Regions from separate parts of the Homo sapiens genome. Here region 2 is linked to region 1. A link is a contact called in ENCODE Hi-C or POLR2A ChIA-PET data. All regions are on one chromosome and are shown on one strand. Each heading gives the region's core, a stretch centred on a gene start or an enhancer-like site at or near the end of the contact. The rest is flanking DNA. Distances are from core to core; before and after follow the strand shown. Region 1 overlaps LDB2 (LIM domain binding 2). Region 2 overlaps LDB2 (LIM domain binding 2).

Region 1 (4,806 bases), core at 1,588-4,087:
AAAACAAACTTGATGAAGTCAAAAGAAAGTGACTTCTTATCTCGGGATAAGAAGACCAACATTCAAACGTTGGCTTTGGCCATTGGGCAGGTCACTAAACCTCCTCACTTGACTTCATACTCTGATCTGTAAAATGAGGCTTTGTAAATCATCCCCAGATGTATTGACTGCCTGTTGTGAATCAAATTCTATGGTGACAGTACTGATGTGATTCTTACCTCGTGGAGCTCAGCTGCCCAGGAAGACAGACAAATTGTGCTTATATCAAGTGTGCTGTGAATCCTGGCAGGAGGAGTGCCGGACATGATGAGTTAGCAGGGCTATGTAGTTATTCTCTTCACTGACTCTGCAGCTAGGCTATCTAGGGTCACAGCCCTCACTGATTTGATCAGCTGTGTGAACTTGAGGAAAACACCAACACCTGCTTAATTGGGGTCCTGCAAGTATTAAGAATACTAATAGACATGGAATATGTAGACTATCTCCTGGCACATAGTATGTGCTTAGTAAATACTGGTTGTTAATATAAGAGCACGTGGTCGGGCACGGTGGTGCATGCCTGTAATCTCAGCACTTTGGGAGGCTGAGGCGGGTGGATCACTTGAGGTCAGGAGTTCAAGACCAGCCTGGCCAACATGGTGAAACCCTGTGTCTACTAAAAATACAAAAAATTAGCCGGGCGTGGTGGCACGTGCCTGTAATTTCCAGCTACTTGGGAGGCTGAGGCACGAGAATCACACCAGGAGGCAGAGGTTGCAGTGAGCCGAGATCGTGCCACTGTAGCACTCCAGCCAGGGCGAAAGAGCAAGACTCTGTCTCAAAAAGAAAAATAATAATAATAATACAACAGCACATGACAGAGAAAACTAAGATTATGTAGAGAGTATGGGAAGACCAGACCCCTGAGAGGAAATATTTAAACTCAGACCTAAAAAAAATTCCGTGGACACTCTTAAAGACATCCTCCACTTGACATACTCTCTAGGTTAGCTGACATGCTTTCTTTCCTCTGTAAAACATTGTTTGTGCCCTAAGCTTATGGCCATTAGTCATGCTATCTCTGCTTTAACCAATGGTCTATTAGCCTACCTACTACCAGGCCATTTTATATCAGATAAAAGAATATCTACTGTAAAAATAATAGTTAATATTCATGGTGGCAGACCCTAGACACAGATAGCAGCTGAGCTGTACATAGGCAAGTATATATGAATTATCTCAGTCAACTTTTTTTTTTTTTTAACAATCCTAGTAAGCCTTCTTTTGATGTCCATTTTACAAATGAGACCTTGAGGTGATAAGCTACTAAGTAGCAGAGCTAAGATATGAGTCTAGGTCTCTCTGGGGCTAAGCCTGCTCAGCTGAAAGCTCTTGGGAAATTTGTTAGGTGGAAAAAGTGAGTGTGAACATTCCAGAAAAAGAAAACTGTTCAAAACCTCTAAACTGAGATGGGTTCCAGGAGTCCTTCCTTCCAGCTCTCACGTTCATTATTTAATCATAGAGGCCACTAGTTTCACTGTAGAAAATGAGGCTTAGAGAACCTGGGCGATTTGCCCAGTGGCTTTACCTTATAAATTCCTGATTTTTTTTTTTTTTTTTTTTTTTTGCTTTAATGTTGGAATGGTTTCCATTTTCAGGTACCAAGGATAAAATTCAAATATTCCGGCCGGGCGCGGTGGCTCACGCCTGTAATCCCAGCACTTTGGGAGGCCGAGGTGGGCAGATCACGAGATTAGGAGATTGAGACCATCCTGGCTAACACGGTGAATCCTCGTCTCTACTAAAAATACAAAAAAAAAAAATTAGCTGGGCGTGGTGGCGGGCGCCTGTAGTCCCAGCTACTCGGGAGGCTGAGGCAGGAGAATGGCGTGAACCCGGGAGGTGGAGCTTGCAGTGAGCCGAGATGGCGCCACTGCACTCCAGCCTGGGCGACAGAGCGAGACTCCGTCTCCAAAAAAAAAAAAATAAAAAAAAAATTCAAATATTCCATGTAGACGGCTAGTGGTTTAAGAGGCTATGAGCTCTTTTCTACCTTTTTGAAAAACAAAATAAAAATAACACTCTTGATACCAAAACTTGCACTGAAACTCTCAGGATAGCTAGATCAATGCTTCCTTTATGTTAATTGCTTCCAAACCTTCCCTGTCTTTAGATTGAGTGGGAATGATGACGGAGCGAGAAAGCGAGACAATTTAACACGGAAGAAGGTGCCAAATGGGTAAAATATTTTGCAGAAAATTAGCTCCAACTTTGCACATTCTCTACTGTCAAAAAATAATGAGTATTTTTCTTTTATAGCTGTAAAGCAATTGATGAGTGGTCAATCCATTTAAAAATTATCAACTCATAATAAAAAGTTAAAAAAAACTGTAAACATTTAGTATGTGATAAGACCATTGCCAATGGAAATTTGCCATTTAGAGAAATTAGGCTTTTGGGGAGCGGTGGGGGAAACATCCCTTATACCATTAAACATTATCATTCTGATCTTTGTCCTAAAGTGACTTTAAAAATAAGATTGAAATATTGTCGGACCATTTTGAGTATGTACTGTGCAGAAAAATTTTACTCTATTTTCCTTCTGTTCTCTGTTTTTTTTTCTCTCAAAATTTGGAACAAAAGGGATTAGAGTTAAAAGCATGAAGAACAAGCTCTTTAAATGCTGCATATTCACATGAAGAGAAAGCGTGGTACACATGAGCTTCTTTACAGAGAACATGCCAGGCGTATTTCCTCTGGAGCCTCTGCCCTAACAAGTTCACTGCCAGGAAAGCTCTGCCCGGTATGGGGCTGACTCCTTCCTGCCATTCAGATCTCAGCCCAAATGTCACTTCCTTCGATGTTCCCTTGACCTGCACTGCTGAAGTCATCACTGACGGTTTTTCCCCCTCTATAACACTTATCACAATCTGCAGTGATCGTGTTCCTTTGTTTTCTTGTTCCTCCCTTGTCTTCCCCCTCAGCTAAGCTGTAAACTCCAGGGAACCTGCTCTTGTTCACCAATAACAAGAGCAGTGAGCAGTGCCCAACAGAAAGTAGATCCCCAATAAATATTTTTGAATAAATGAATAATAAAAAGTGCTTTAAAAATACTAAACTACCCCCCCATGAATGTATTATCATGCAAAAATTGAAATCAGAAAAGAAATTTAAAAGTCTAAGACGATATTTGGTCACATCATTTCTAAATTTTTTGAGTAAACAATATCTTACATTTTCCCCAAAAGTCCATTTGAACTTTATTCCTCATGTACTATTTACTTGAGTGCCAATTTCTCACAATTTTAGAAATTAATATTTTGCAGCATAAAGTACTTCTGCACGTAGAGCAAAAAATATATCATGCTTGTTGGCTGACTACACAGGAAAGAGTCTGCATTATTTTAGATTTGAGAGGAGAAAAATTACTTGGTCCCACATTCTGACCAACAGAATCCAGAGGATCAGAGAAACAAGGTCATCCGCAATTTATGTTGACTCTTAATACTTCCAAATAGGTGCTTGTCAACATTTGTAGAACTGCTGAATCATGGAATTTCAGTGCAAAAGGAAACTGATTCATTCACCTCCTTCAGTCCCCAATTCCAACACTTGAATCCCTAGATCGCTGCTTTAATTTTGCAGATGGTATCCTCTGAGTTAATTTAGCAATGTATGATATTGCTCACACTTGTGTTTTAAAATATTCCCTTGAGGTTTAATTTCTAGACATCATTATATTTAATAAAAATTGAATTGTGTTACATCTCAAATTGGAAGGATGGTTCTAATGCTTTTTAGAGAGTACAATTTCATTAAAAAAAAAATACTGCTTGAAATGAATACAAAATACATGACCTGGGTCTTGGGAATATTTTCTGTGCAGAAATTTCTTTTTTTTTTTTTTTTTTTTCCTGAGTGCAGGAAAGTGAGGTTCAGGGAGGGTTCTTCTTTGACCAAAATCTGACCTAAAGTACTGAATGTTTTTGGGGTTTGAATAATAAAATATGAACTGATAAATATGTCAGATATAACCTAACAAATGGCCATTTTATTCAGGGTCTTGTTCGAAATGAATTAGATATAGCCTCTGTTTTATACAAAATTATGATAGAAATTATGAATGTTCCCAGAATTATTTCTTTTAATTTAGAAAGAATCATAAAAGGTCACCTAGCCCAGTGGCCTTCACACTTTTCTATCTGTAACCTATAGCAAGAAATGCACTTGTATGACATAGACCTGTACACACACACACACACACACACACACACACACACAAGCAACCACAACTGAAACGAAAGATTCACAAGCAGTACTCATTCTTTCTGCATGAGATGTACTTTACTTTCTATTACTTTGTTTAAAAAATGTTGGCTTTGCCTTTATACAATACACTGATTTCAAGTCACATTCAGAAAACAATAATCTGGCCCAAACCATTTACTCTATAGATTGGAAGACCAAAATCCAGAGAGAGCAGCAACACTGCCTAGCTCATACTAAATTCAAGTAACCCTGTCTTGAAATTGAGTGTGATAGTTAACATACTGTCTTTATCCCCATCAATGGTCCTATACAATAAGAAGAAACTACAGTTTAGTCAAAGAGAAAAAATATATACAACTTCCTTCTTGGAGCTGAATCCAGGTGCTTCATTGGGTAGATTCTCTAACCTCTTTAAGCCTTACTGTACTTATTTTTTATAGAGGGATTTAAACCCTCATCGTAACAAGCCTCACCATAGCCCTGGTAGGTGGTCATTGAGACAACAGGAATGAAATGCCTAACATAATTCCTGGCTCACGTTCTTCTATTTTACTTATA
Region 2 (4,806 bases), core at 1,429-3,928, 42 kb before region 1:
GGTGTGAAGCTGATTTAGCTTACAGAGAAAGAAGAGAGTTGGAGATGCTTTTTTCTCCACAGAAAGGGACATGGACACATTTACCAGACGGAAAATGGCCCTTCTCTTGGAGGCTGGGGCATCCTCATGATCACAGGAGCTGGTGTGAGGAGGTGCCCTTAGTGCCATCTCCAGCAGGGCTTGTGGAGCTGAGACTGCTGCCAGCGCAGCCCGAGCCCCTGTGCATCAAGCTGGTCGCAGGGAACGTTCCCATGCTTATTTTTCCTTCCTGTGAAGAATGCAGAGGCTTCCTGCAATAGGGCTGAGGGCAGTGATTTCTGAATACTGGTCACTGGAGCCCAGGGAGGTGTGAAGATGACCATGTAAACTCTAGGTATGGGCTCTTTGTTTCTTTCTTTTTTTGAGATAGAGCCTAGCTCTGTCACCCAGGGTAGAGTGCAGTGGCGCTGTCTCTGCTTACTGCAACCTCCACCCCCAAGCTTCAAGTGATTCTCTTGCCTCAGCCTCCCTAGGAGCTGGGACTACAGGCTCACACCACCAAGCCCAGTTAATTTTTTGTATTTTTAGACGAGACGGGGTTTCACCATGTTGGCCAGGTGGGTAGGTCTCTTAACTCCTGACCTCAAGTGATCTGCCCACTTCGGCCTCCCGAAGTGCTGGGATTATAGGTGTGAGCCACACCGCGCCTGGCCGGTATATGGTATGGACTATTTTTGTTCTTTTCTTTTTAGATGGATTTTTCTCTCTTTTGCCCAGGCTGGAGTGAAGTGGCATGATCTCTGCTCACTGCAACCTCTGCCCCCTGGGTTCAAGTGATTCTCCTGCCTCAGCCTCCCAAGTAGCTGGGATTACAGGCGCCCGCCACCACGCCCAGCTAATTTTTGTATTTTTAGTAGAGACAGGGTTTCACCATATTGGCCAGGCTGGTCTCGAACTCCTGACCTCAGGTGATCCATCCACCTCGGCCTCCCAAAGTGCTAAGATTACAGGGGTGAGCTACTGCGCCCAACCGGTATGGGCTATTTCTTAAGAGTTGGTTGCAGTTCCCTTTTCTTGTCTCTGTGACAGATTCCTTTGTATTTCTAGTGGCCTGAGAAGGGCCTTTAATTAATACTCTGGGGGTAATTGACCTACCCATCTTTAGTGTTTACTTTACATTTTACCCGAGTCTTACACTTACTGTATTGTATTAGTTTGGCACCAAGGCATGCAGAGATCTATGGTGTCATCTTTCTGTGCGAAGAAAGTCCAAGAGACCTATTCTATTTTAAGGTGTTTTTATTACCATATCTGAAAGCAGGGTTGGATTTTGATGTGATGAATCACTCTTTGATTTTTCCCTGTGTTTGTTTCCTAGTTTTGCCCTTAAAACATTTACCCTGGATCTTTAGAATGAAGATCTAATAAAATTGTAGAATAGAAAAGAGTAATGTATATTTGCCAGGTTAGACTAGCAACTGAAAAAAAATCTGTTGAATCTCAGTGCCTTAATAAAATAAAGGGTTTTTGCTGCAGGTGTGGCGGTGGTGGTTTTTCTCTCTCTCCCTCTCTCTCATGTGAATGACAGTAGAGTACAGGTAGGTGGGAGTAGGATGAGATTCTGCATCACTGAATCATTCAGGGACCTCCTCATCAGCAGCTGGGCTTCCTTTGAAGCCTCTTCATCCAACCAGGCAACAAGCAAGAAGAGAATGTGCCAGGCGCGGTGGCTCACGCCTGTAATCCCAGCACTTCGGGAAGCCGAGGCGGGCGGATCACGAGGTTAGGAGATTGAGACCATCCTGGCTAACACGGAAAAACCCCGTCTCTACTAAAAATACAAAAAATTAGCCGGGCGTGGTGGCGGGTGCCTGTAATCGCAGCTACTCGGAAGGCTGAGGCAGGAGAATGGCGTGAACCCGGGAGGCAGAGCTTGCAGTGAGCCGAGATCGCGCCACTGCGCTCTAGCCTGGGTAACAGAGTGAGACTCCATCTCAAAAAAAAAAAAAAAAAAAAAAGAGAATGTGAGTCTGGTGGAGGAGGTCTTAGAGTCAGGCCTGGAAGTGTTGCACATCCGACCCACCTCTGTTGTATAAAACTCAGTCACCTGGCTCCAGCTCCTTGCAGAGGGGTTGGGAAATGTAGCAGGGTGTAACTGTCAAGTGGGAGAAAACAGATATCAGCTCTTACAAATAGTGTTTCTCAAAATGGTTTGCTCCCCACTTGCACCACAATCCCTTGGTGCTGGAGGTGATAAGTAAAGAAATACAAATTCCCTGGCTCAAACCATCACCTAATACAAATACCTGAATGTGGGGCCCAGGAATCTGCACTTAAATAAGCTGGTGTTTATGATTATTCACTAGCTAAGAGAGGAGAAGGGGGAGGTGATATTGCAGAAAACATGGTAAACTCTCCTCTCTTTCTGCTTTCTCTATCTTTGGCACCTTTTCAAAGAGGAATTAAATTAATAAGTTGTTGATTTGTAACTCTTGCCCTTTAAACATGCGAGCACTCAGCAGGCTGGATGTTGGAATCATTAGTCAATACATCAATACTCTTAAGGACTCGTTCACTTAACTAATAAAGCAAAGCCCAGGTTGTTTTTTTCCTCTGACCTTGGCTGGCTGGAGCCCGTGCCCTCTGTGACTCCAACGATGCGGGCTGCCCAGGAAGCACTGGTGATGGATGGCGCCCTTACTCAGCTGACTCTGACTCGCTGGACGCTCTTTCCTTTCCTCGTCCTCTTCCTTTTCCTGATTGCCAATCTCTGAGGGGCTTGGCATCTTTATAACAGTTGCACAAAGAAGTTCAAATTTGCTGGACTTCGGGGGCGGAGGACTGTGGCTTTCTTCCCATCTCTCTTATCGTTTGGTTTAATAATTCCAATTTCCTTATATTCCCGTGGGAAACTGGACACCTTCTAAAAACTACTGATGGTTGCAAACATTGTGGTCACAGATAGAGCTATTTAGAGAGAATTCACCAAGGGCCAGAGCCAGAGGGCTCCTTTTTTTTTTTTTTTTTTTTTTTTTTTTTTTGAGATGGAATTTCACTCTTGTTGCCCAGGCTGGAGTGCAATGGCATGATCTCGGCTCACTGCAACCTCCACTTCCGGGGTTCAAGCAATTCTCCTGTCTCAGCCTCCCAAGTAGCTAGGATTACAGGTATCCACTATCACGCCTAGCTAATATTGTATTTTTAGTAGAGACAGGGTTTCTCCATGTTGGTCAGGCTGGTCTTGAACTCCCGACCACAGGTGATCCACCTGCCTTGGCCTCCCAAAGTGCTGGGATTACAGGTGTAAGCCAGCACGCCCGGCCAGGGCTCTTTGATTCATGTAAGATTAGAACGGCTTCCATCCTTACACTGGTATCAAACTTGGGCTTCTCCTTCCAAATATTTAGGAGAAAAATAAAAAAAAAAAATTGAAAAAAATGATGTATTACTCAGGATTCAAAAGAAAGAGACTTAAAGGATTTTAGTTCTATTTCTGTATACTAAGCATGTGAAGATATAGCCCAGAGATTGTGCCCATTCTTGTAAAATAATCTCCTTGGAACAGGAAGATAAAATAACTTTTGGATGAGAATTCACTGTGTGGCAGCCTCGATGTCCTTTATTTCTCACAACCTTGTATGGGAGGAATCATTGCACCCATCTTCCTGAGGAAGAAACTGAGGTCTGAGGGGGTTGGGTAACTTGACTGAGGTCAAGGGCTGGGGCATCTGAGCAAAGAGTCAATTTAGTTCCACTAATAGCTCTTGAGCACCTAGGGAGTATCCCCGCAGGTGTATAGGTTCGGGAGGATGAATCTGCCCAGTTTCTATTTGAGAAGACAGGAATGGCATTGCAGGCAGGGGGAACAGCATGTGCAAGGGAGGACTGGCAAGGCGTAGTTTGTCTGCGGCTGTCTGTTGCTACCATATGGCTAGGGCAGCAGGACCTAGCTGACTCGTGGCTGGAGGCCACAAAAAGCCATATTTGAGATTCTGCAGCCCATGAGGGCAAGCCTTGAGAGTTTGAAAGCACGGACTGGCGTGATAATCCCTGTGATTAGAAGGAGGCCTGGGACTGGCGAGAAGGTTAGATGGAATGGAGTCAGCTGTGGGGAAGGGAGAAAGTCTAAGCCAGGCTTTGGTCTTCAGGGAAGCTGAAGAATTGTTACTTCTGCTGTGTTCTTTGAGCAACTATAGCAGTATAGTGATGGTCCCGTAGGGAACACTTGTCAAAGTCTGGAGACATTTTTGGCTGTCACAACTTGGGGTGGGGGACACTATTGGCATCTAATAGGTAGAAGACAGAGATACTGCCAAGCAGCAGACAATTCATGGGACAGTCCCCTACAGCATGAACCATCCAGCACCAAGGTCAATGTTGCCAAGGTGGGGAAACCCTGACCTGCAGTGATTCAGGGCTATAACTGGCTGGTTCTGACTGAAAATCACATTCTTTTTCATCTCTTTTGATCAGTTTGGTAAGCCTGTGCTTGACTTTCCTCATCTGTACAGCATATATAAGAAGACAAGAATCCAGTGGTAGGATAAGCATTTTTATGAACGTTCCAATGATCATATTTGATATATATGTTCTTCATAGACTCAGAGTCCAGCAGAGAAGTCCTCCATACCCTAATGAAGCCTGCTGCTTTTGGGGAGGTCTTTTGAGTTATCATGCCTAGTATATTTAAGCTACAGAATCCTTGTGTCAAGACGAATGCTGCTTTTTTGGCAAATTATTTTAGATTGATTTTTTTTTTATAGCTGTAGGAATGCCCCTGGGGTATTCAGTTTTTTCACTAAGCAGATTTGGACCCATGTGGTAAAG

What was found. Hi-C counts contacts between places; a loop is a spot of excess contacts on that map. ChIA-PET counts read pairs that join two places held with the same protein, here RNA polymerase II (POLR2A). Pooled maps may share reads with other maps.
Region 2: a pooled map shows a loop between it and region 1 (3-fold over the local background). The contact joins two enhancer-like sites. A Hi-C loop is called at or near these places in 9 of 168 maps with a recorded cell type or tissue (Right ventricle myocardium inferior, cardiac septum, endothelial cell of umbilical vein and 2 more) and 8 of 50 pooled maps. POLR2A ChIA-PET finds 5 or more read pairs at or near these places in 2 of 52 experiments (A673 and H1).

The regions. Positions count from the first base shown.
Region 1 is chr4:16,818,547-16,823,352 of GRCh38, reverse strand. The region is part of intron 1 of LDB2 (LIM domain binding 2); the gene reads left to right. Among named protein-coding and RNA genes, the nearest start is that of LDB2, 78 kb to the left of the region's middle. RefSeq lists a silencer at 1,858-2,083 and an enhancer at 4,794-4,806. Within about 2 kb of position 2,837, at least 2 of the 41 ENCODE cell types and tissues checked have a DNase peak (open chromatin) inside an H3K27ac peak, as active enhancers do; they include endothelial cell of umbilical vein, where a contact is called at or near this core.
Region 2 is chr4:16,860,848-16,865,653 of GRCh38, reverse strand. The region is part of intron 1 of LDB2 (LIM domain binding 2); the gene reads left to right. Among named protein-coding and RNA genes, the nearest start is that of LDB2, 35 kb to the left of the region's middle. Within about 2 kb of position 2,678, at least 5 of the 41 ENCODE cell types and tissues checked have a DNase peak (open chromatin) inside an H3K27ac peak, as active enhancers do; they include endothelial cell of umbilical vein, where a contact is called at or near this core.